Linked DNA regions of Mus musculus: region 1 is linked to region 2. The links are chromatin loops, found by intact Hi-C in ENCODE. Cell type or tissue: left cerebral cortex. All regions are shown on one strand. Links, peaks and the distances in the headings refer to the core of each region. The heading gives the core; the rest is flanking DNA. Region 1 has its middle 17 kb from the start of Slc2a3. Region 2 has its middle 7.1 kb from the start of Foxj2.

What was found. Peaks named below come from ENCODE experiments on the same cell type or tissue, not always from the same donor. Only the 100,000 strongest peaks of a DNase experiment are listed, where the experiment ranks them.
Region 1: it touches region 2 in a loop (2.4-fold over the local background); 3 of 42 quality-filtered maps call a loop at or near these places.

The regions. Positions count from the first base shown.
Region 1 is chr6:122,754,175-122,766,285 of GRCm38, reverse strand. It overlaps a transcript of Slc2a3 not described here. Among named protein-coding and RNA genes, the nearest start is that of Slc2a3, 17 kb to the right of the region's middle. RefSeq lists an enhancer at 1-2,257. In left cerebral cortex, for the core only: no CTCF peak of the experiment used is centred there; DNase peaks (open chromatin) are centred at 2,546, 2,690, 5,085, 7,364 and 1 more place; H3K4me3 peaks cover 1,422 bases; H3K27ac peaks cover 2,648 bases.
Region 2 is chr6:122,807,000-122,819,110 of GRCm38, reverse strand. No RefSeq gene overlaps it. Among named protein-coding and RNA genes, the nearest start is that of Foxj2, 7.1 kb to the left of the region's middle. In left cerebral cortex, for the core only: CTCF peaks have their summits at 7,121, 8,138 and 8,361; DNase peaks (open chromatin) are centred at 7,150, 7,672, 8,120 and 8,705; H3K4me3 peaks cover 2,268 bases; H3K27ac peaks cover 2,477 bases.

The DNA.
Region 1 (12,111 bases), core at 1,570-9,569, 52 kb after region 2:
GCCTGGTTTTTAAAACAGAGCCTTTAATGTCTGTGCCCCACCCCCACCCCCCAATTCTTCGGAAAATTCCTTTCAGTCCCACCTGGCTTTCTACTCAGCTGCAATTGAGTCTTTAAGTGCTTCTTTTCCCTGCAGCTTTCCTCAGGAAGGAAAAAAGAAAAAGAGAAAGAAAGAAAGAGAGAGAGAGAGAGAGAGAGAGAAAACAATTACCTCTCAGAAAGGATTAGTCAGTGAATCCAGTTGTCTTGGTGGGGGCTGGGGGGGGGGAGCATCCAAATACTGCGCAGAGATGAAAAATAAGTTTAACTCGTTCCCCATTTTAACTGTGTACGGTCCATAAGAAATACCTCCTATCTGCTAATATATGAAAAAGTAACTGAGAAAAATGTCACAGGAAGACATTTACATCTTAAACCTGGTTCTTTTTTTCCTTGTTCTAATTTTTCAAGGCAGGGTCTCAAGATGTAGCTTTGGATATCCTGCAATTCACCACATAGACCTAGTTGACCTCTAACTCACTGATCCTCCTGCCTCTTCTCCAGAGTGCTGGGATTAAATGTTTGTGTCAATCCGACCAGCTTCCTGATACATTTTAAAAGATATAAGGAAGCAAAATTGAAGGAAAATTGGATTTATGTACGACTTGTCCAAAACAGAGAATGATGCCTAGTTTTTCTCCGCCATTTCTGTAACAGGTGTAAATTTTACAGAAGTGATGAAACAAAGGCCAGGAAATAAGGGTATGATAAAGTTGTCAGATCCCTGTGAAATCTTTCCCGGTAGGCAAAGTGCCCCGTCCTAACCCCCACCCCACCCCCACCACCGTCCCTTAACCCTCCTCACCAGGGGATCTGCACCCCACCTCCACCCTCAAACGCTTGGGAGTCCTGGGGAAATTTTAATTCTTTGGTCCATTGTTTGAATAGGTTGATAGCTAAGGGGAGGAGCTGGTGTCTCTCCCAGATTATCTCCTCCTGCTGGGTCCGTTACAAAAGCCTACAGTCGCTCGAATGCCACCGAACAATGACCGGGTAACCTCAGTGAGAGCATGCTGCAGGAGAATGTTCTAAGAGTAAATTTGCACTCTGATGATTGCAGTGGGGTGGCACGGAGACAGGAGACTGCAGGCATCAAAAATTAGTCATCTACCCGAACAGCTGGAATGGGTGAACGCTTTTGCACGCGTAGTATATGTAAAGCTGACTGAAATAAAAAGAAGCAGGCAGCGTGGGAAACGTGAGCGACCTGGTGTGCTGCACGACGAAGCCGAATGGCCTGCGGCAAAATAGATGGACAGGTGGGGAGACTGCCGGGCGCAGGTGGGGCATTCGCCCTCGCCCTCGAGGCAGACTCTGGCGTAACCTGCTGCTCCACAGAGATGCCTCGGATTCCTGACAACTGCACTTTCTCAGCCCCATCCGGTGGGCGCTGGCCGACCCCGCCCGGCAGAAGGGACGTGCGTATTGGCACGGCGCCCGGCAGCCCCCGCGGTCCCTGAGTCGCTTGGATCTGCCTCCCCAGCTCGCTGACTCATTCGCGCATCCTGCAGTGTTCCGCTCCTTCCCTTGGTCCTCACGTTCCCTTGACGTTTTTGGTTGACTTGTCGGGAGGAGGCGGGGGTGGGGGTATTAAAAAGAAAGAAACGGACTGGGAAAGGCGGAGGGTGAATTTAGAAGTAAAAGGTAGGGTGGGCTGCAGACCACCAGGAAGAAGGAAAGGGTGGGCCTGGGAAGGATCAGATGTGTGTGAGCATGCGCAGAGCGTTGGGTCACCCTGCACCATCCGCAGCGAACTGCGCCACTGTGGCACGATCGACGACCGACGGAAAAGAACAGCCCTGCACATTAGGGCTATACATTTTGTGCTACTTGCTATTTAGGCGTGCGTCGGGGTCGAAATAAGCAGAAGAAAGTAGAAATAAGGGCTTTCTGGTGCCTGCCTCGCCGTCCTAACATCCGCCGTACTCTACCTTTCTCTGTGCCCCAAACCAAGGAAGCACGTGAACGCTGCTTGCATGCATTTAACCCTTAATGACATTTTAGGACTTTGGATAGACATGTTCTTCATAACACCAGTCGCGGGACATAATCTGATGTGTTGTAAATTGGCATTAGAAAATCTAAGCATGTTATCCTTTAAACACATCTTGAGCTGGGATGTTTAACCTAAGTGCTTCAGTCTCTGACCCTCACTTCTCCAGCCTGAAAAGGGAATATTACCCATGAGAAAATGAGGAACTCCCTGCTGAGTCTGTTGGCCTTGGCCCATGCTCAACAGTTATCTCCCTACATTGGTCTTTGGTTGGGTCTATGCAGACTGTTTGCTACCTTTTAAGCGCGCGCGCGGGGGGAAGGAGGTGTTCACAAAAAATGACTAAGGTGGGTGTAAAGAAAACCTAAGGACAATTCATCAACTAATCTTCAGCCACCTCTCCTCCAGTCCCAGTTTTTCCCTCACTAATGACATGGATGACAGCAGTATACTCAAAGTGACTTCCTCTCAGTGCTTACTCTCCAGTAAAATCTAAAGCTGCCTGCAGGCCCCGGGGGAACCTGGAAAACCAGCCTCTAGGCCCAGTGCCCTTAAGTAGGGCACTCTCACGGTGGCACTCCCGTGGATTCCTGTTACATGAAATGAAAGATATTGAGAGAGAGACTGAGACTGAGAAAGACTTTCCTGTTGAGTACGGTCGGTTGTCAGTCTTGGCTGGACCATTTTTTCATTCACAGGAAGTCCTCAGAGTTTCCCCGCTCAGAGGCATGTTCTTTGTCTCCAGCCTCTGCTACCACAGACAGTGCCTCCTTCCTTCTTCTGATCCCAGCCAATGACTGTGATCTCACAGCTTTAAGGTCCCATTTCATTTGCCTCATCTACAGTAAAACTCGGGAGTTGGTAACTTTTACTGCAAAGGGTCAGATTATGTAAGTGTTTTAGGGTTTGTGGACCACAGTGTCCCAAGAGCCTTGTTGCCTCACTGGCCTCTCTCTGTGGCCTCTCCATCTCCTCTGACCTGAGAGGCTCTCCAAACAGCCTGGGAATAGGGCCCTCACTGAGTACCAGGGGGGTGGCTCCTTTCCTGGAACTCGGTATCAGCTGTTTATCTGCAGCCTCCAGATCCCTAGCCTTGGAAGATGCTTCCTGTGGGAGTGGGAGGGGTCTAGAGAGGGTAATAGTGAGTGAGCATGACCAAACTACGTTATATACACAGATAATGTCACGGTGAGAGAGACCTGGATAGCTGATAACTACGAGTGTTCAAATGTGACTTCAGCGCTGAGGTGGAAATGGGCCACAGAGACCTCTTTTCTCCATGTGCTCTGGTCCTGGTGTTTTTGGGTTTTTTTGTTGTTTGTTTGTTTGTTTGTTGGGTTTTGTTTTGGCTTTTCGAGACAGGGTTTCTCTGTATAACCCTCCCTGTCCTGGAACTCACTTTGTAGACCAGGCTGGCCTCAAACTCAGAAATCCACCTGCCTCTGGGATTAAAGGCGTGTGCCACCACTCCCGGCTTGGTCCTGGTGTTTTATTACAGCACAAACAACCCTAGCTAAAACAGGTCTCTCCTGCTGTGATGTGTTGTTGTCTGTTAGTAAATAGAACTCATTAAACTGGGTGTGGTGCTCATGCCTGTAATCCCCTTGCCAGGGAGGTAGAACTAGGAGGATCAGAAAGGAGTTCAAGGCCGTCCTTAACTACTTGTCTAGTTCTAGGCCACTCTGGGCAATATGAGAACCTTATTAAAAACAAACAAACACAACAAGCCTTCATATGAAAGGGTGTTGACCAGAAAGTATCAAGGTAAGGTCTAAATAGAGAGCCATTGGTCAGGGCATGGGATTTAATAGACCATTTCTTTCCTATGAACTTTGTAAAGAAAACACTGGTGCTCAAATCTTTAATCCCTGCGCTTGGGAGGCAGAGACAGGCAGATCTACAAGTTCGAGGCCAGCCTGGTCTAAATGATTCCAGACCTGTCTCAATAAAAACACTAACAAGGAAAAACTAGATTGAAGCAGCCACTTAGGTATAATTGTGATAACATTAGATTTAAAAGTTATCCTCCAGCTGGCCTGTAATCCCAGCTATGAGGAGACTTAGGCAGAATAGCAGTTCAAAACCTGCCTAAGGAACACAGTGGGACCCCATTTCAAAAATAAATGACAATAGGAAGTCTGGCCTGGTGATGCACTTCTGTAATCCCAGCTTTCAGGAGGCTGAGCTGGGAGAATTACAATGTTGTCATGAGCCTGGGGTAGCCTTGGCTACATAGTGAGTTCAAGGTCATCCTGAACTACTTGAGACCTTGTCTTAAAAAAAATTAAAAATTAAAAAAGGTTGGTCAGGGTGGTGTTGGTCCTGTGGATCTCTGGGGGTTCCAGGCTAGCCAGGGTTACATGAGACCCTGTCTCAAACACGCACAAAAACATCAATGAAAAAAGATCTTAGGAGATACCTTGCTGTGGGAGATTCCCCAGTTATGTTCAAGACCCTGCTTTTTCAAGCCCATTACTAGGGAGAAAAACAAAAACAAAAAAACAACAACCATACCTGAAAGCTAATTTAAAATGTGCTTGTAGGCAAAAGAATTTTTCTGCATTTGAACATTTAAAGAATTGTAGGACAGCCAGGGCTAAACAGAGAAACCCTGTCTCGAAAAAAACAAAAACAAACAACAACAACAAAAAAAGAATTGTAGGATCCACCAAAAGGCAGGGACTATTACACACATTTCTTTTTACACACATTTCCAAAATCATTCCACAGTCATTCTATAAGTCTGCATATAAACCATTCCATTAAATGCTCAGGATATCTTGTTACACACCCATGAGATTTTGCAGATTTGTGTCAAAAAAAAAAAAAAAAAAAGTCAGAGAAACAGGATGAAGAAAACCAGGACAACCGGGAGCTGATGGTTGCATCTCTCGGCAACATAACAAGAAAACAAATTCCACAGGAGGGGAGTAGAATAAGGGAGAGACAGGACTGAGTGATGTAGCAGGTCGCTCCGGAGATTCAGAGGACCAGCTGAACGGTCCTCTTCGCACGTCTGCATTACGCAGCCCACCCCCCAAAAAGAAAGTGAGACGTCAGCAGGCGGGGCTTAGCTTGCTGGGAAGAGAGAAGAGATACTTTGGTTTCTGAGCCCGCCTCCTCCAAATATTTCTGTAACTGGCTGGTTCCATTGGAGGCTTGGGTCACTTGTGAGAAAGATGTATCCATTAAACAGTCTGATCTGCAACACAAAGTTCATGGCACTTGTAAGAGTATCTTCAGTAGGAATGCATGAGATCAGACAGTGATTCCTAGCACCGTGGCTGCCGTATTATATGGCACACAATCTACAAAAAAAAAATTGGGGGAGGGTTTTGTGTTTGTTTGGTTTTTGAAGCAAACTCTCACTTTGGAGTCTTGGCTGGCCTGGAACTTACTATGTAGATCACGTTGTCTCTGAATTATAGAGAGATAAGACTTCCTCTGCTAGATTAAAGGCATGTGCCACCATGCCCAAATCAAACTTGTTCAATGCACAATGCATACGTTGTGGAAGGTTTTGGTGAGAAAAACACAGTCATTTAGCTTAAGAGAAGCTTGCCCCTGCTGCTTCACAGCTCACCCTACTGAGCAGCCAAAGGAGAACACTAAAATAGTACTCACTCACTGAGATAAAATAGTACTCACTCGAACGACTGAGATAAAATTCTAAATCCTTTCAAGCTGACTTGTTCCTATGTGCTGCTGCTGCTGCTACTGCTTATTATTAGTTACTATTATTATTTTTTAAAGATTTATTTATTTATTATTATATGTAAGTACACTGTAACTGTCTACAGACACTCCAGAAGAGGACATCAGATCTTGTTACGGATGGTTGTGAGCCACCATGTGGTTGCTGGGATTTGAACTCAGGACCTTTGGAAGAGCAGTCAGTGAGTCAGTGCTCTTAACTGCTGAGCCATCTCACCAGCCCAGTTACTATTATTATTATTATTTTAAGAAATTTGTTTGGTTTTTTTGAGACAGGGTCTCTCATATGTAACTCTGATTATCCCTGAATTTACTATGCAGACCAAACTGGCCTTGAACTCAGAAATCCACCTGCCTTCTCCCAAATGCTGGGATTAAAGGGTTACATCACTGTGCCTGGCTAAAGAGTTATTTTTCTGTGTGTATAGGTGAGGTGAATTGTTGGAGGACACCAGGGCCTTTGGATCCCTGAAGTTGGAGTTAACATATGTTTGTGAGCTATCTAAAGTAGGTGCTGGGAATCTAACTCACATTCTCAGCTAGAATAGTACTTACTCTTAACAGCTGAGCCATCTCTCTAACCCAGTGTGTTATCAGTACCTTAGATCAAATACAAGGCCTCAAGCTTGCTAGGCAAGCATTCTGACATGTGTAGACCCTATGAACTTTGTCTGGAATACCCATGTCAAAAGATGACATGGAAAATACATATATGAATAAAATCTGGGTGTGGTGGCATATGCCTTTATGCACTCAAGAAGCAGAGTAGATCTCTGAGTTTGAGGCCAGCCTGCTCTACACAGAGTGCCAAGGTTTCTTTGTGTAGCCCTAGCTGTCCTGGAGACCAGGCTGGCCTCACTCACAGACATCCACCTGCTTCTGCTCCCCAAATTCTGGGATTAAATGCATGTGCCTCTACCCCCATATGTCAAATTTGGGTTTTTTTAATAAATATATATATTTATATTTACTGGCCACAAATTCAAAGGGGTCATTGTGTCCAGAGTGCTGGGGACGGATGAGGACAGGATGGTTTCTCCGAGTGTCCCCACCCGAGGAAGGAATTAGCTGGAACATCTGGTTTGCTCAGGGCTCCTTCTTTGAGATTCCGGCAGAGACAGACAATGACTGCAAGTCTCCACTGTGGTCCCTGTGGACTCAGGGAGAGGGCCTTCTCTGGATTCCTGCAGTTCTCAGCAGCCCCTCTAAGCTTCATTTGAAACTGTGACCTTCTCCCCTCTGAGACTATTCTCAAGTAAAGCATTTCATTTACTTTCTGGCAGTTTGTGTAGTAGCCTAGCCCATCATAGAATTCCCAATTCCATCCATGTTAGTAATGGTGCCTCAGAGCATTGAGTGGTTTGCTGTTTGTTTGTTTGTTTGTTTGTTTGTTTTTGGATTGTTTGTTTGTTTGTTTGTTTGGGGCTTTTTTTGTTTTTTTGTTTTGGTTTTTTGGGTTTTTTCCCTTCTTTCTGAGAAGTTAGGCTCTACCACCAAAATTAGGGAGGAAACTTGCTCAAAGGACACAGCCCTTCAATTATGACACATCTCATTGAAGAGTGGCCACAGACCGGCATGTGGTTATGTTATTTGAAAGGGTGGGTATGAGTCAGCGTGAGCTGTTTTCCCGTAGCCAAGGCAGCAGAAATGCTCTGGTGATAATGCCATCGCCACCAGACAACAATATAGAGAAGCAAAGGCATTCATACCAGGAACAGTAGGACAGGCTGGCTACACACGCAGAATTCAAACACTCATCCTTACATCCCACAAATAATAGTGCATGGTCCTTATTGGCCTAACTATGCAATTTGCATGCAAAACACAGCTGAGGGGCTAGGCCCCATGGTGACCACCTTTAATCCAAGCTGAACTATCTGAGTTCTAGGCCACCCTGTTCTTCACAGAGTTCCAAACCAGCCCGAGCTGTGTAGTAAGACTTCATTTCCAAAACCTAAAAAAAGGAGTTTGAGGGGTCCTGATGAAGAGATAGCTCAGCAGGTAAGAGCACTGGTTGCTCTTCCAGATGACTCTTTCTGATTCCCAGCTCCCAGGTCACAACACAAAGCCATCTGTAACACCAAGGGACTGGACACCCTCTTCTGACCTCCTGGGAACCAGGCATACACATAGCACAGGCAAATACTAACACATGTTAAAAAGAAAAAAAAGAAAAGAAGGCTAATGCATAAAGGAGCCCCAAGTCTGACTTAGAGTAGAAACCCAACATGCTCTCGGAAGTTGGAGATTGAGGATCAGATCAAGGTTGACCTTGAACTATCCTGGGAGCTGGAGGCCAGCCTTGTCAGAGAGCCCGTCTCAAATACTAATTAACCAATTATACACAAAAACATGTTCACAGATGCTCATAGCAATTCATTCATAATTTCTAAGATTGGAGGCAACCAGGATGTCCTTATGTAGGCAAATGGGTAAACTGAGGTACACGGATGTACTACGATGCACTTCAGCCATAAAAAGAACTGAGTATTTGCTTCAGCAGCCTCTACAGCAAGTGGTATAGACCCTGCTCTGCACCAAGGCTGAGATTCACAATGTTCCGTTTGACCTTCAAAGAAGGAAGCAGAGGTTCCCGGACTGGAGGGAGGGAATGTGGATCTCTCTGACTAAGGACACTTGCTGTGCAAGTGTGAAGATCTGAGTTCAAATCCTGGTTCTTTTATGAGTGATTGTGAGGCAAGGTTTCTCTATTGTCCTAGTTGTTCTAGAACTACTTTGTAGACCAGGTTGGCCTTGAACTCAGTGATATGCCTGCCTCTGCCTCCCTGTTGCTGGGATCAAAGGCCTGTCCACCACCACCCAGCTTATTTTTACTTTTTTTTTTTTTTAAAGACACTGACTCAAAGTGTGAACCGGATTTTTTTTTTAAGATTCATTTATTTATTATAAGTACACTGTAGCTGTCTTCAGACACTCGAGAAGAGGGCATCAGATTTCGTTACGGATGGTTGTGAGCCACCATGTGGTTGCTGGGATTTGAACTCGGGACCTTTGGAAGAGCAGTCGGTGCTCTTAACCACTGAGCCATCTCACCAGCCCCTATTTTTACTTATTTTTGAAACAGAGACGCTTATAGCCCAGGCTAGCCTCTGATTGATCCTGCCCCCCACCCCCACACACACACACACACACACACTCACCGCCCTTATACCTTCATGTTGGGATTATGGGTCCTAAGCACTTCTCCGGGTTTGTGTGGTGCTGGGGATCAAACGCAAAGCCTTGGGAATAGGATTGGCTGAGCTATACTCCTGGCCCCTTTAATGTCAGATTTTAAAATCAAATATTCTAACTTAGTCCAACCCAAAGACTTGACTTGATATGTGCTAAGTAATGAAGGCAGAAAAAGCATTAAAAGTCTTGGGTTTCTGTAATTAGACCCACATTTATAAGATGGGACAACTTTGTATGTAAAAAACCCTTCACTGGTGTAACATAGTGGTCTCAGAGCTGAGATGTTTCCGGGTGAGTTTGTTGGCATTCAGTGCTGTAGTGGCAGGCGTGGGGCAACGTGCTCACATTGGGAAAACCCTGGGCTACAATACATAAGACCGTGTCTGGAAAATCAAAAGATCACAAGCAAACCTCGATGCAGTGGTAGAGTGTGCTCAGAGTCATTACACCGTGGGTTTGATTTTGATTTAACTCATTGGATATTCAGAAATTTTTATCATTGCCAAAATTTTCACAAAACTTACACAACTCACTTATACAACACTGTGTTGGACTGTGACCCACAGTTGATGAAGCTGGGCCCACGCTGAGCATAGTGGTCTATCCCTATAATCCCAGCACTGAGAGGCCTAAAAGGAGCAGCTCGGTGAGTTTGAAGGTCAGCATGGGCTACAGAATAAGACCCTGCATCGATATACATATATGGTAACTGCCATATGTTGCTAGCCATAGTGTATCACTGTCCCTTGGGTCCAAAGATATGAGGGCCAACCAAGCTCCTACAGCCAAAACCCATGAAAATTCACTTAATTTTTTTGTTGTTGTTGTTCTTGTTTTGTTTTTGAGGAAAAATGGGTCTCAGGTAGCCCAGGATGGTCTTGAACCTTGAACTCCTTTTCTTCTCACTTGAGTTAAAATGACAATTTCTCCCTCACAGCTTGATTATTTTAGACTATTTGTCAGTGGTACAAAGTTGACTAGTGAAACAAACTGACCACTTTAAGTTCATCCAGAGTTCTGGGATCAAAGACGGGCCCCACCATGGCCAGCAGTTTATGAGTGTTTGGTGTGTGTGTGTGTGTGTGTGTGTGTGTGTGTGTGTGTGTGTGTGTGTGCTCGGTGTGCAAGCCTGGTGCTTCTGGAAGCCAGAAGAAAGTGTCAGATCCTCTGGAACTACAGTTACAGACTGTTGTGAGCTGTCAAAGTTCTGTAAGAGCTTAAGTGCCTCAGCGTGCTCCAGCACCATCCCCCAACTTCCTGGTTTTGTTTTGGTTTTTTTTTTGGGGGGTTTTTTTTTTGGGGTTTTTTTTTTTTTTTTTTTTGACAGTCAAACTGGCCTTGAACTTGGAATGTCTCTCAGGCTGTCTTTGAACTCCTGCTTCCATCTCCCAAGGGATTCTAGTTTTGGCTAACATGTCTAACTTGATCACACTTTTGTGTGTGTGTGTGTGTGTGTGTGTGTGTGTGTGTGTGTGTGAATGGAAAACATTTAAAGTTACCAGGGTTCTTTTCCTTTTTCTTTCTTTTTTTTTGGGGGGGGGGGTGAGGGTAGGATGAGCCTCCCTTGGAAATCAGGCTATTGGATTTTTAGTTTTTTGGCTTTTGAGGTAGGGTTTCTCTGGGTAGCCCTTGCTGTCCTGGAACTTGTTCTGTAGATCAGGCTGGCCTTGAACTCACAGAGAGCATTCACCACAACTTTGCAGCTTCTATTCTGGATTTTTAACCATTTATTAGATATATGACTTACAACTATTTTCTTCCATTTTGAAAACTCTGGTTTATGCTGCTGATTTTGCCTGTTGATACGGAAGTGTTGCTGAGGTTGATGGCGTTTCATTGTTTATATATTTTATTCAGTTGCCTGTGCTTTTGATGATAGAGGCAAAAAAGTAATGTACTGTTAGACTTAAGGGTCAGATGACCTCTGAGGCTGGGATGTAGCTTGGTGGTAGATGATTTGACGTATGGATGAGTCCTGGGCTCAATCCCAGGCACTTTCAAACAACAACGACAAACAAAACAGAAGAAGAACTCTCGGCTCTCTGTGATGGCCGCATCCCTGCTGTTGTCCTGGACAGCAGCTGGCCCACTGCACGTGAGGAGACAGCATTGCCCCGTGGACCTGCGTGCCCAGCTGGGCCTGTGGTGGGCATGCTAAGACTGGTCGTACATCACTTTGGCGATCATCTTTGTCTGGTCCTGAAGGATACTTTCTGTCCTTGGGTGTTATTGTCCCATTCTATAAAATTCCAGACATTTGATGTTAATCTTGACATGGTCCAGAGAAAAACCAACTCCACCATTATGAGCCAAATTTGAAGCAAGCTTTAATTAAATACTGACCAGGATGATGGACTCCGGCCAGCTCCATTCTCAGGTTCCCAGGAAATGGCCAGGAGTCATGTTTTACAGAGGCATAAAACACAAAACCACAGGGCCACCATATTTTCCATCAAGTCCAACCAGGGGCAAGCATAACCCAACATATTTCCTGCCTACAACCAATCAAGCAGTTGGGTCAAACGAACTCGTTTAGAGGAATGAAGACATAATCAACAGGCTAGCTTTGGTTCTCACATTGGCGGTCATCATCTTGTTCCGTCTCTATTCCTTCTGGCATAAAGTGGCCCTTTTTTTTTTTATTAGGTATTTTCCTCGTTTACATTTTCAATGCTATCCCCAAAGGTCCCCCATACCCACCCCCCCAATCCCCTACCCACCCACTCCCCCTTTTTGGCCCTGGCGTTCCCCTGTACTGGGGCATATAAAGTTTGCAAGTCCAATGGGCCTCTCTTTGCAGTGATGGCCGACTAGGCCATCTTTTGATACATATGCAGCTAAAGACAAGAGCTCCCAGGTACTGGTTAGTTCATATTGTTGTTCCACCTATAGGGTTGCAGTTCCCTTTAGCTCCTTGGGTAATTTCTCTAGCTCCTCCATTAGGGGCCGTGTGACCCATCCAATAGCTGACTGTGATCATCCACTTCTGTGTTTGCTAGGCCCCGGTAAAGTGGCCCATTTTACTTGTGGATTCTGCTAAATTAATGGCTTATCAGGTCTATGAATGCACCTATAAACTTAAAAAAAAAAAACAAAAAACAAAAAACAACTTTTCAGGCTGGTGAGATGGTTCAGTGGGTAAGCGCATTGACTGCCCTTCCAAAGGTCCTG
Region 2 (12,111 bases), core at 2,132-10,131:
CTCTTAGGTATATCACCCTCTGGCTTACTTTTCTCCAATTGTGTTCTATTATAAAATGATAAGACAAAAGAAATTGTTCACTTGATATTTGAATTGCTCAAAAAGATGACAGTTTGATGACTCCCTGTAGAAAGAGATGTCATTTGTCTTCTGGCTAAATATATGCCTACTGCCATTTACTTACATTCTTGTACATATAACCACATTACACATACAACGTCTGCATTAAGGCTTCACACTCTCCGTGTGTTATCACACTTGATTCTTACTGGCAATTCCATGCAGCAGTATCAGGCCTTTAGAGTGTAACTACAGCTTGAAGATATTGTTTGTGTCTGAGTTCATGTAATTCGCACCATTATGCAATTCGTAGTGTTACTTTGTGTCAGGTGTTGAACCCAAATGGCCTTAGAGCCAGGGTCTAAACCTCTAGTACATTGTTGGCTTAAACTGGGAAAACATGTCATTCTCAAATTGCCAGTCAGTGAGCCCCCTAACAAAGCCTCTTCCCTCCCCACACTTCCAGTATCCATGTGAAAAGATTCATTTCCTCCAGCCTAGTGGCACCCACTTGTGAGTATCTTGAGTTCAAGGGCAGCTAGAGGAGGATCTTGATTTCAAGGGCAGCTAAACTATATCATGAGACCCTATCTGTAAAAAGGATAAGATGGGGCCAGGCTTACAGCCCAACTGGTAGAGGGCTTGCCTGGCAAGCATGAGGCCCTGGCCTCTATCCCTAGCACCACAAAAGCACAACCCTATACAATGGCAAGTATTTATGGTCCCAACACTGGGGAGGAGAAACCAGGAAGATCAGTAGTTCAAGGCCAGCCTACACTATGTAATGAGTTAGGGAGGGGGAGGCATTGTTATAAAATAGGTCTTATAGCCCAGGCTAGCCTCAAACTCTCTATGTAGCAAAGGATAGCTTTAAACTTCTGATCCTGGAGTGAAGCATTGGCTTGAAGTTCAGAGCACCTGTTCTTCCAGAAGACCCAGGTTCGATTTCCAACCCCAACATGCAAGCTCACAACCATCTGTAACAGTCTCAGGGGAACCAATACCCTCTAGTTACCTCCATAGGTGCACAGGTGGTTTGTGTGTGTGTGTGTGTGTGTGTGTGTGTGTGTGTACATACATATAAATATAAATAAATAAATACACACACACACACACACACACATATATATATATATATATATATATATATATATATATATATGCACACCACACAAATGCATGTAAAACACTCATACATGTAAACATAAATAGATAAGTTTAAATGCCTGGCCTCCTGTCTCCACCCGCCCAAGTGCTGGAATTACAGGCCTGTGTGCACAGGCACTGTTAGTGGTTTTTTTTTTTTCTTTCAAAATAGCTCTTTTGTTTTTAAATTAAGTATCTCTATGCAGGGGTACAGATGTTCTTGTGGGGCAGAAGAGGGTATGAGAGTCCCTGGAGCTGGAGTTGCAGGTGGTTGTGAGATGCCTGACTGTGGGTGCTAAGAACTGAAAGGCTCCTTGGCAAGAGCAGCAAGTGCTCTTAGCTACAGAGCATCACCCCAGCCCCACATATCCAGCACTGAGGCAAACTTTCTACCAACTGAGCTAATGTGAAGCATTCTGGGACAGATCAAAGGAACTAGACATGGAGATGGCCCACACCTAATCCCGAGCACATCTGAGGCTGAGCTAGAAGGATTGCCATGTGTTTGAGGCTAGCCCAAGCTTCATAGTGAATTCCAGCCCCAGCTTGGGCTTCAGAGTCTGAATTCGCTTGTAAACATCTCTGGGTCTGTGTTGGATGCTTTGTTTAACTTTTCAACACTTTCTGGTGTTTCCGGTCATTGATATTTGCAGGGTCCAGAGGTAGAAGTAACATAAAATGGAAAGGCTAGTGTCTGGAGACACACCACTCTCACAGAGGACCAGAGTTGGGTTTCCAGCACCCACGTACAGTGCTCACAACTGTCGGTAATTCCAGAAGGACCCAGCACCTCTGAGGGCACAGGCACTCACATGCAAGACCCACACACATGTACATAATTGAAATTTTAAATAAAAATCCTTTTTTTTAAACCAAAAAAAAAGAGAAAAAACATCCTTTTTTTAAGTGAAAAACTAAAAATTAGAATCTCTTTTCCTTAAAAATTGGCAAAAATAAAAACTTCAAATATTGTTTTATATATATTAGACATTGGCTGTAGCATTTTTATAGAAGCAAGCTAGATCCAAAATAAGGCAAATATATAAGAAGTTATAGTAATCTACATAATAGGATATTGTTTAGTATTTAAAAGAACAATTTTATTTAATTCTTTGTGAGCTCAAATAAACTCTTCCAAGAAATAAAGAGTAATTATATTTAATCCTGGAGATAGAATGATTAAGTCGTTTTTATTTTTAGATATCATCATTCAGTTCATGGGATCAAAGGCTTGTACCACCAAGTCTAGCTATAGTGTCATTTAAATATTTGGAAGTGGGTATGATAACTTTAACCAATCGTTTTTATATGTCTGTATTTGAATGAGAAAATTACATTTCAGGAGCTGGGGAGATGGCTCATGAGGTAAGAACATTTCGCTTGCAGAGGACCTGGGTTCGGTTCCCAGCACCCACACGGCAGCTCAGAACCTGATATAACCCCAGTTCCAGGAGATCCAACATCTCTTCTTCTCTCCTCAGGCTCCTATGTGCTCATTGTGCACATACGTACACTCAGGCACACACACATACACATTAAAAAAAAATTAAATAAAATTGCATTGTAATAGTTTTCTCATATAATCAAATAGATGCTTTTCAAAAATATGTATCTGAACAAATATGGCACCAATAGACACGTTATTGGAAGGGGCAAAGCTCACAAGGCCTCAACCCTTGGCAAAGGACCATAAGCAACTAAGGAAAGTGCAGAGCGGGAGAAATAATCTTCCCCAGGAAAGTGCACAGTGATTGGTCATCCATCACCAAATGGTCAGCCCTGAAAACATGTCTATACAAGTTACATGAGACAGACTGAAGCAGGGTGTGTGTGTGTGTGTGTGTGTGTGTGTAATATGTAGATCATATAATATATATATGGGCCATAAGTTTGAAAGATATGAGGGAGGAGGTGCACATAGGAACCTCAGAAGGGTAGAAAGAGAAGAGAAAATGGTGTAATTATATAAACTCAAAAAATGTGAATGTGATATTTATTTATATATGTATATATACATGCATATATATATAGAGAGAGAGAAATGTACTAAATAATTTAGAGATCATTTTAGTATTCTTCACTTTTTGCTGTTGTCTATAGTTAGTGTTTATGTGGGGTTTGCTTATGTAATTATTTGTAGTTTGGGGGCCAGTGAGATGTCTCAGTAAGTAAAGGCACTTGCCCATAGGTCTGTTGACCAAAGTTGATTCCTGGAACCCCGACAGTAGAAGACCAACTCCTACAGATTGTCCTCTGACCTCCACACACACACACTGAGGCGTGTGCATTGACACGCTTACCAACTGAATAAAAGAATGTAAGAAGGAAGAGGATGCGGAGAAAAGAGCACTAAGCCTGATTTAGTTTTATTTGTTTGCTTGCTTGTTTTTGTTTTGTTTTGGTTTGGTTTGGTTTGGTTTGACCTAAAACAGGAGGAGGTACTTGCATTCATCCTTCCTTTACTTTTGACTGATAAAGAAGATGTCGATTAAAACAGAAAACGAGGAGCCTTTGAGATGGGTCAGAGAGTAAAGGCATTTGCCACAGAAGCCCGGTGACCTGAACTTTGATCCCTGGAAAGAGAACAGACTCTACAAAGTTATCCCCTAACCTCCACATATGTGGCACTCATGCCCCTCTTCACACAATAGTCCTTTTCTTCTCTTTCCTTTTCTATCCTTTTCTTTTCTTTTCTCTTCTTTTCTTTTCTTTTCTTTTCTTTCTTTCCTTTTTTTTTTAAATTAGGGGCTGGCAAGATGGCTCCGTGGTTAAGAGCACTGGCTGCTCTTCCAGAGGCCCAGGATTCAGTTCCCAGCACCCACATAATAGCTTACAACTATCTGTAACTCCAAGATCTGACAACCTCATGCAGACATACATGCAGGGAAAACACCAATGCACATAAAATAAAAATAAATAAATTTAAAAAAATTAAAATGTGAGAATTCATTTGATATGATAAGGCATGTATAATTGTTTCTTAACATTTATTTTTAGTTTTGATTATGTGTATATTTGCTGGTCTGTGTGCTTGTGTCTACATCTACAGGTGCTCCCAGAGTGCAGAAGAGAGCATTAGACTCCCTGGAGCTGGAGTTTCAGATGCTGTGAGCCTCCTTGGATGCTGTGAAGTAAATGCAGGTCCTTTGGAAAAACAGTACTTCCTTCTAACCACACAGCCATCTCTCCAGGCCCTGCAACTCTTCATATGTAATTAACATATCACAGATACATTTTACAAGCCTTTTCCTTTTCTTCTTTTTGAAAAGAATTTTCCTATAGCCTACACTGACCTTGAACTTAATTATATAGTACAGGATGACTTTGAACTCCTGATCAAATGGTCACTTTTAAAGACAATGTATCCCATGGAATATGATAAAAGTTTGTATACGCAAGCATCAGCTTCAAAACATAATAACTAAATTGATCACTGCTTTTGTGATTGTTTTCCTATGCAGTCTCCTCATCAGAAATAGAGGGATAATAATACATATTTCATAGTTTTCAGAAGGCTTGCATGACTTCATCTATGTAATGCCCTTAGATTAGAGGAGTGGGCTAGAGAGAAAAGGGGCTTAAAAGACTCAACAGTCAATTGAATTACTATGGATCAAGAGATATGTCCATAAAATACGGGATACAAACCTTTAAGGGGAATCCTGATTGGAATAGGGCAATTGGGAAAAAATACTATAAGGCAAATGGCAAAGTTTCAATATTCACTTGGTAGTACCAAGAATTCAAATTTCTTCTGAGTCTCACTATGTAGCCCTGACTGGCATTAAACCCACAGGCCTGCCTCTGCCTCCCAAATGCAGTCAGTAGAGAGATGTGTTCCATCACATGCTGCTTAGAATCAAGATTTCTTACATTTTTAGATATGAAAGGGAGCCAAGCATAGTAACATATACTTGTAACCCCAGCACTCAGGAGGTAAAGACAAGAGGACCCGTAGTTTAAGATTATTCTCAGCTGTGTAGGTAGTAAATTAAAAACCAGCCTGTCTCAAAAAAAAACAAAAACAAAAACAAAAACCTAGATAAATAATTATTCATGGGGCTGAAGAGATGACTCAGCGATTTAAGAGCACATGCCTTCCTAGAGGACCTGAGCTCCAGTCCCAGTGCCCATGTTGGACAACCAGGGGATGTGGCACTTCTGAACACCTGCACTCACACGCACAAACACATACACGTAATTTAAAATAAAATAGGTCTTATAAACAATGGGGGGGGGGGCATCTTCTTGGAGACAAGTGGGAGGAGGAATGGGATGGAAAAAAGAAAAAGAGAAGAGGAAGAAGAAGAGGGGGAAGCAGGGGAGTTGGAACAAAGGAAGGAAATAATAAACAATGGGCCAGGTAGTGGTGGTGTCTAAGTCTTTAATCCCAGCACTCAGGAGGCAGAAGTACACACAGATGTTATAAGTTCGAGGCCAGTCTGGTCTACAGAGTGAGTTTCAGGACAACCAAGGCTACACAGAGAAACCCTGCCTTGAAAAACAAACAAAGGTGGATTAATGAAATTCCATTATTTTTAAGGGATATTTAAAAATGTGTATTAGAGTGACTTAAGCATGAAATGTCTGAAATTTGTCTCAAAATAATCAAGTGACCAGGAGGAAAGTAGAGGTGGCAAAATATTGGCCAAATATTGCTTATTGCAACATTTAAGCATACATGTTGTTCTCAGGCTAAAGAGATAGCTAAGATTTCAGCTCTTGCAGAGGACCCAATTGGACACGCAAGTCCAGCCTCTACCACCACCACCTGTGACTCAAGCTCCAGGAGATCTGGATTCTCTCCCCTGGGTGCTGAGGGCACATGTAGTCACATGTGTACTATTCCGTGTCATGCTCACATGCATGTACAAGAGTGAAAATAAAGTTAGAGCTGGAGAGATGGCTCAGAGATTAAGAGCACTTGCTGCTCTAACAGAGGTCCCCATTTACATTCGAGCCCTGCTGTCCACTGTTCACAACTGGCTGTAACTCCCAGTTGCAGGAGACTAACTCCCTCTTCTGACCTCTCCTGGCTCCTACATGCATGTAATGCGGATATATATATATACACACATACACGATAGATATTAATAAGATAAAAATATAAGATGTCATTGTCATTCTCTCTACTTTTGTGTTTGAAATTTTACAACAGAGCTTTTAAAAAAATTAAAAAGAAATAGTAAAATGTTTGCTATCATGTTTTGTGTATGTATCGTTACCTAGTATCTTTAATTTACACTACATCCTTTTTAATTGTTGTTATTATTTCATTTACATTCCAAATGTTGCCCCCCTTCCTGGTCCCTCTTTCCAGAGTTCTTCACCCCATCCTCCCTCCCCTTCGCCTCTGGGAAGGTACACACACATCCCAGCATTCCCCTTCCTGGGGTATCAAGTCTCTAAGGAGTAGGTGCATCCTCTCCCACTGAGCCCAGACAAGGCAGTCAGTCCTGTGTTACATATGTGCAGGGCCACGGATCAGCCCGTGTATGCTCTTTGGTTGGTGGCTTAGTCTCTAGGACCTCCCAGGAGTCCCCGTTAGTTAATACTGTTGGTCTTCCTATGGGGTTGCCATACTCTTCAGCTCCTTCAATCCTTTCCATAGGGGTCTCGAACTCAGTCCAATGGTTGGCTGTAAGTATCTGCATCTGATTCAGTCAGCTGTTGGTAGAACCTTTCAGAAGACAGCTATGCTAGGCTGCAAGCACAACATGGCATCAGTAATTGTATCCGGGTTTGGTGCCTGTGCGTGGGATGGATCCCAAGTTGGGCCGGTCATGGGATAGCCTTTCTTCAGTCTCTGCCCCGTTTTTGTCCCTGCTTTTCCTTTATACAGGAACAATTCTGCGTCAAACCAAATCCAGAAAGCAGCAGATTTTCATCCATTTTACAAAGGCGTTGAGATAGCAGCACCTCTGCTCTTTAGCTCCCTCTACGAATCATTGGCCAACTATAAGAGGCAGCCTATAGCCACCAGGCTCCAGGTTTCTGCTTCCCTTAGTATATTTGTCGTCCATGTTAGGGGTGGGGGGGCGGTGTCACTAAACCGGCATACAAATGACTCATGTGTATCATGTTCATCAGGCAAAATGTGAGTTCTTATTTGAACATCCGAAAGAGGAAGGAAAAAAACAAACAAACAAAAAAACCTACCACTTAAAGATTGTAGTCCCTGGAATAAAGAACACAAGTATAATAAAAGTTCTCTGAGTAGTTTGCATCTTCTTGACTTTTTTTTCTTTTTCAGTTTATGCGTTCATTTTACATCCTGATTAATTTCTAAACTATGTAGAGAACCGAGGCTCGCTAGGGAGACGAGAGCGAGCGTTTAGAGCGAGGCTGGGGCGGGAGTCGCACACCCAGGGAGGCCCAGCGATGGGTCTGTTCCACCTTAAGAGGCGCCAGCCTCTCCCCGCTCTGAGCAAGCTCTCGGCTCCGCCCACCCCGGTGTCAGCCCGGCCCGGAACGCGGAGGAGAGGAGGGAGGAGAGCGGCGGTAGGCGGATGGAAAGATCCGCGCCCCCGGCTGCCGGCCCAGCGTCCGGGGCTGGGAGCGCAGCGCGGGCTCCGAGATAGACCCGCGAGCCACTGCAAAGGCGGCTGAGACGGGGCCCGCGGGGCCATCCCGGGTGGGCGCCGGGGCACCAGACTGGATCCGAGATAGACCCGGACGCTGGCAGCACAGACTGTACAAAGTTGTAACTTCCCCGGTGCCCGGACGCCTAGCGTCAAGGCATTTCCAAAAAGGGGGGGGGGGCATGCCTCTCCTTTGTCCTGACTGGTGGAGTTGAGCATGGGCTGGGCCCTGGACTGAGCGAGGGTTGGCCACCTGGGTAGTCCATCAAAGGATGATGCGGTGAAGGGTGGCCATTTGGGGAGGAAGTAAAGATTATTTTGGTACCTCCTCCCCCAGTTAGTGATTGGCGGAGGTTTGCCGTGATGTAAAACAGGGCATAAAAATGTCCGTAAAGGTACCGGGCCTATTGGCCGGTCTCTCAGGGAGGAATTCTAGGGTGGACCGTGAAGAGCCAGCCGACGCTGGTTTTGTAGGGGAGGACCAAATGGGTTGACACCCGGAAATGAGTTAGGAAGGGAACTCAGGGAAAGCGAGGGAAACCGGCTCACCTACTTTGCCCTCACAAAGGTCATTTCCTGCATGGGATCGATAGTTTCCTGTTTACTTACTCCTCGGGAGGGAGCGCGTACACTGGCTTCCTGGAATATACCCGATATTCACACTTAACTTTTGAGCCCAGGCTTCCCTTTTAGTCACGGTACCAACGGGAATGAATGAAATGGTGAAAAGGAAACGCAAGGGATTTATCTCCACGTAGAGAACGGAAATGGAGTGGGGCTGGAGGTTGTCTTTCATGCACGCAAGAAGACAAAACTAGGCGTGTTGGCGTACACCTGTGATGTGAGGTGAAGGCAGGATGAGGATGTTCAGAAGTTCAAAGTCATCCTCGACTACGTAGAGAGAAGCAAGTCTGGATTAAATTTGACGATGGGGGAGGGGCGTATTGATGGTTGAAAGTGAAAAGAACTCAAAATAAACTAGCTTGGTGACTCACCCCTTTAATCCTGTAGTTTGGGAGGCTTGCAGGCTAATTTCTGAATTTGAGGCAAGCCTGCTCAAACACAGCGAGATCCAGGACAGCCCAATTAGACTCAAAAAAAAAAAAATCTGAACTGAAACTCTTCTGCATAGGCAGGCACTTCACTCTCTTGTGTCTGGGACAGGCAGTGCATACACAGAAGAAGACAAAGTATGAGGGGAAAGATATTATTTTTAAAGATGCCCTTGTATGTCTTATGAACCCTCCCCACTTTTTAAATTCTCACTTAACCACTTGTGTTATAAAAATAATTACATGTGTTCATTAATTCATAATTAAATTTTGAAAAGAAGGCAATGAACTTGAGTTTGTTGGTTTTTTTTTTTTTTAATAGTATAGAATAAAGTTTATTCAGGGCCTGGAGAGTTAAGAAGGTAGTAGAGGCAGAGAGGGAGAAGTAGAGGCCATCCATGAACACATGGATAGAGGGGGAAGGGAATGGGGAAGGGAGGAAGAAGGGAAGAGCCCAAGAGGGCAAGAGAGAAGTCGGACAACTGAACTTGAGATTGTTGAATCAGATAGAACCTTAGATTCAAGGGGAATCCTCTTGGTTCACTGAAGTCTGGCTCCCTCTTCTAAAACAATAATAGCTACCAATTTCTCTTATATCTGGAGACCCCAAAACCAGCCATAAGACCTCAAAAGACTAGTGGGGGAGCAGGGGATGATGGCTCAGGCCTTTAATCTCCTCACTTAGGAGGCAGAAGCAGGCAGATCTGAGTTTGAGAACAGCCTAGCCTACTTGAGTTCCAGAACAGCCAGATATAGTTCAATGCAATGGGTGTTTATGGGGAGACAGGAGGGGGTTTGCTTAGCTGTGCATTACATTTGGCAGGGTAGGTTACAGTGAATAGAAAGGGCTTTATGTAGAAAAGGTTTTAATGACGGGGACTCGGTGCTTACAAAATTGTTGCAAGTGCTGCAGCATCTTAGAAATGACTCCAAGAGGGCTGGAGAGATGGCTCAGTGGTTACGAGCACTGAATGCTCTGCCAGAGGTCCTGAGTTCAATTCCCAGCAACCACTTGGTGGCTCACAACCATCTGTAATGGGATCCGATGCACTCTTCTGGTGTGTGTCTGAAGACAGCTGCAGTGTACTCATGTAAATAAAAAATAAATCTTTAGGGAAAAAAAAGGGAGAAATGACTCCAAGAATTCAACTACTGAGCTCATCTTCCAGGGAGCCTCAGAGGGTAAGGAATCAGCACTGTGTTGCTGACATTGTTAACTTGATGACCCCACTGAGCGGTGCTGTGAGCCAGGCATCAGAAAGCTACTGTTGTTGCTACTATGGCCTTGACAGCCAACTATGCCCATGAAGTAATAGTGATTAGTCCTGGAATGGTAGACTAAAGCCAGCACTGTCCCATAGTCATGCTAGCAAGCCATAGGTGCTTTATTTTACATTCCATATCTGTAAAGTATGCAGATCATAATTTATAGCTAAAAATCCTGGCCTCCTTTATTAATTTCCACCCTATAACTCCAATAAGTAGTTTTTGACATTTTTCAACACCTGCTTTGTATGAGATACTTTTCAACTTTGTATGAGATACTTCAACAGCTGGAAGGTGCATCAGGCCAAGTCCCTGTTACAAAGACCACAGACCCAGGTTGTCCAGGAATATTCTGTGTAGTGCCAGGGAAGTGTTAGTGATCACACACACACACAACAGACAGGAGCTGATCTGATGCAACTCACAGCAGGGTCTTAATTCTTTTCAAGCTAGCTCATCCCCGACTTGGTGGAGAGGGAACCTAGAATATCTATTGGGGCAAGGTTTTATAGTAAGCAGCAAGTTGGGGATAAGTGTGCAAGCATCTAATTGGAAAGCTACTATGGCCTTTAGCATAACTGGCTGGTGCTGGAAATTAAATAATAAACTTAATTTTTACTCCCCTCTGCATTGGTGGCTGTTAGGCAAGGGGTGGAATTGTAACCTGGGGAGGCAGATGTGTTGGGGTAGTAACCTGGGAATGTTGGTCTTGTTAGGGGTGTAACCTGGAGATGCAGGTCTTGTTGGGGGTTGAGCCTAGAGACTCGAGCTAGGCTCTGGTTTTGTTGGGGGCTAACTTGGACACTAATGCTAGGTACTGGCCTGTTAGTTTACCTGAGTTCAAAGTTAGGTCAGGTTCTCTAAAAATGGAGTCTGAATTTAAAGATTTGGCCTCTCATCTGTACTTAGCAAAGAAGACCCACTCCTCAGTTCTAAAAAAATTTGAGATAGTCCATCACTCTAATCCCTGCCTACAAGAACCATATGAGAGAGCCACATGATGGTACACAGCTAGTTCTTGGGACAGAGAGGCAAGGGTGACCTAGAACTCCTGATGTCCTGCCTCTTCCTCAAAGGGGCTAGGATCACAGGTGTATCCCACCACACCTGGCCTTTAGGTTTCTTCTGTCTCAGAAATACTGCGACATTCATGTTTCCCCAACTTCCTTTCAGATAAAGTATTCTGAACTTTCCCTAACAATTTGCCCTATTGGCTGGAGAGGTGGTTGGACGGGTAAGAGCACTTACTGCTCTTGAAGGAGACCCTCATTTGGTTCTCAGCACCCATGATGTCATTCACAATCTCCTGTAACTCCAGTTCCAGGAGACTCTTCTGATGGTCTTGGGTTTCTGCATGCATGTGGTACACATAAGTACACTCAGGCACGCGCACACACACACACACATAAAAATAAATATTTACTTTAATTAGCCATATCAGACTGATCCCAAGCAATGACTCTTATGTTTAAATCCCCTCCTAAACTATGCATTCACAAAGTCAGAGAGAGATCCCTCAAACTACCCTTAGTATTTACTAGTGTATTATGGTCATGATTCTAAAACGAGTGTTCATTGAACTGAAATTGAGAGAAATCTAATTATTCAGCTTCTTCACATCTTAATTTTAAAATATATATATATATATATATATTTATTATTTGTTTTGAAACAGGGTCTCACAGTGCAGCCCTGGCTGGCCTAGGACTTGCTATATAGAGCAGGCTAGCCTTGAACTCATGGAGATCTGCCTGTCTCTACCTCCAAAGTGTACTTGAATACAGGTGTCTATGGAGACCAGAGTCTATTGACTCTATCAGAACCTTCTGGAGCTGGAGTTCAACACAGGTCAGAGCTACACAATGTGGGTGTTTGGGAATCAAACTGAACCATCTCTCCAACTCCCCTAAAACACTTTTGAAGCACAAGGGACCAGCAGGAAGGAGACCAAGGAAAGTGGGAGGTAGCCCAAGGAAGGGTAAGTGGGGAGTGAGACTATAAGCAAA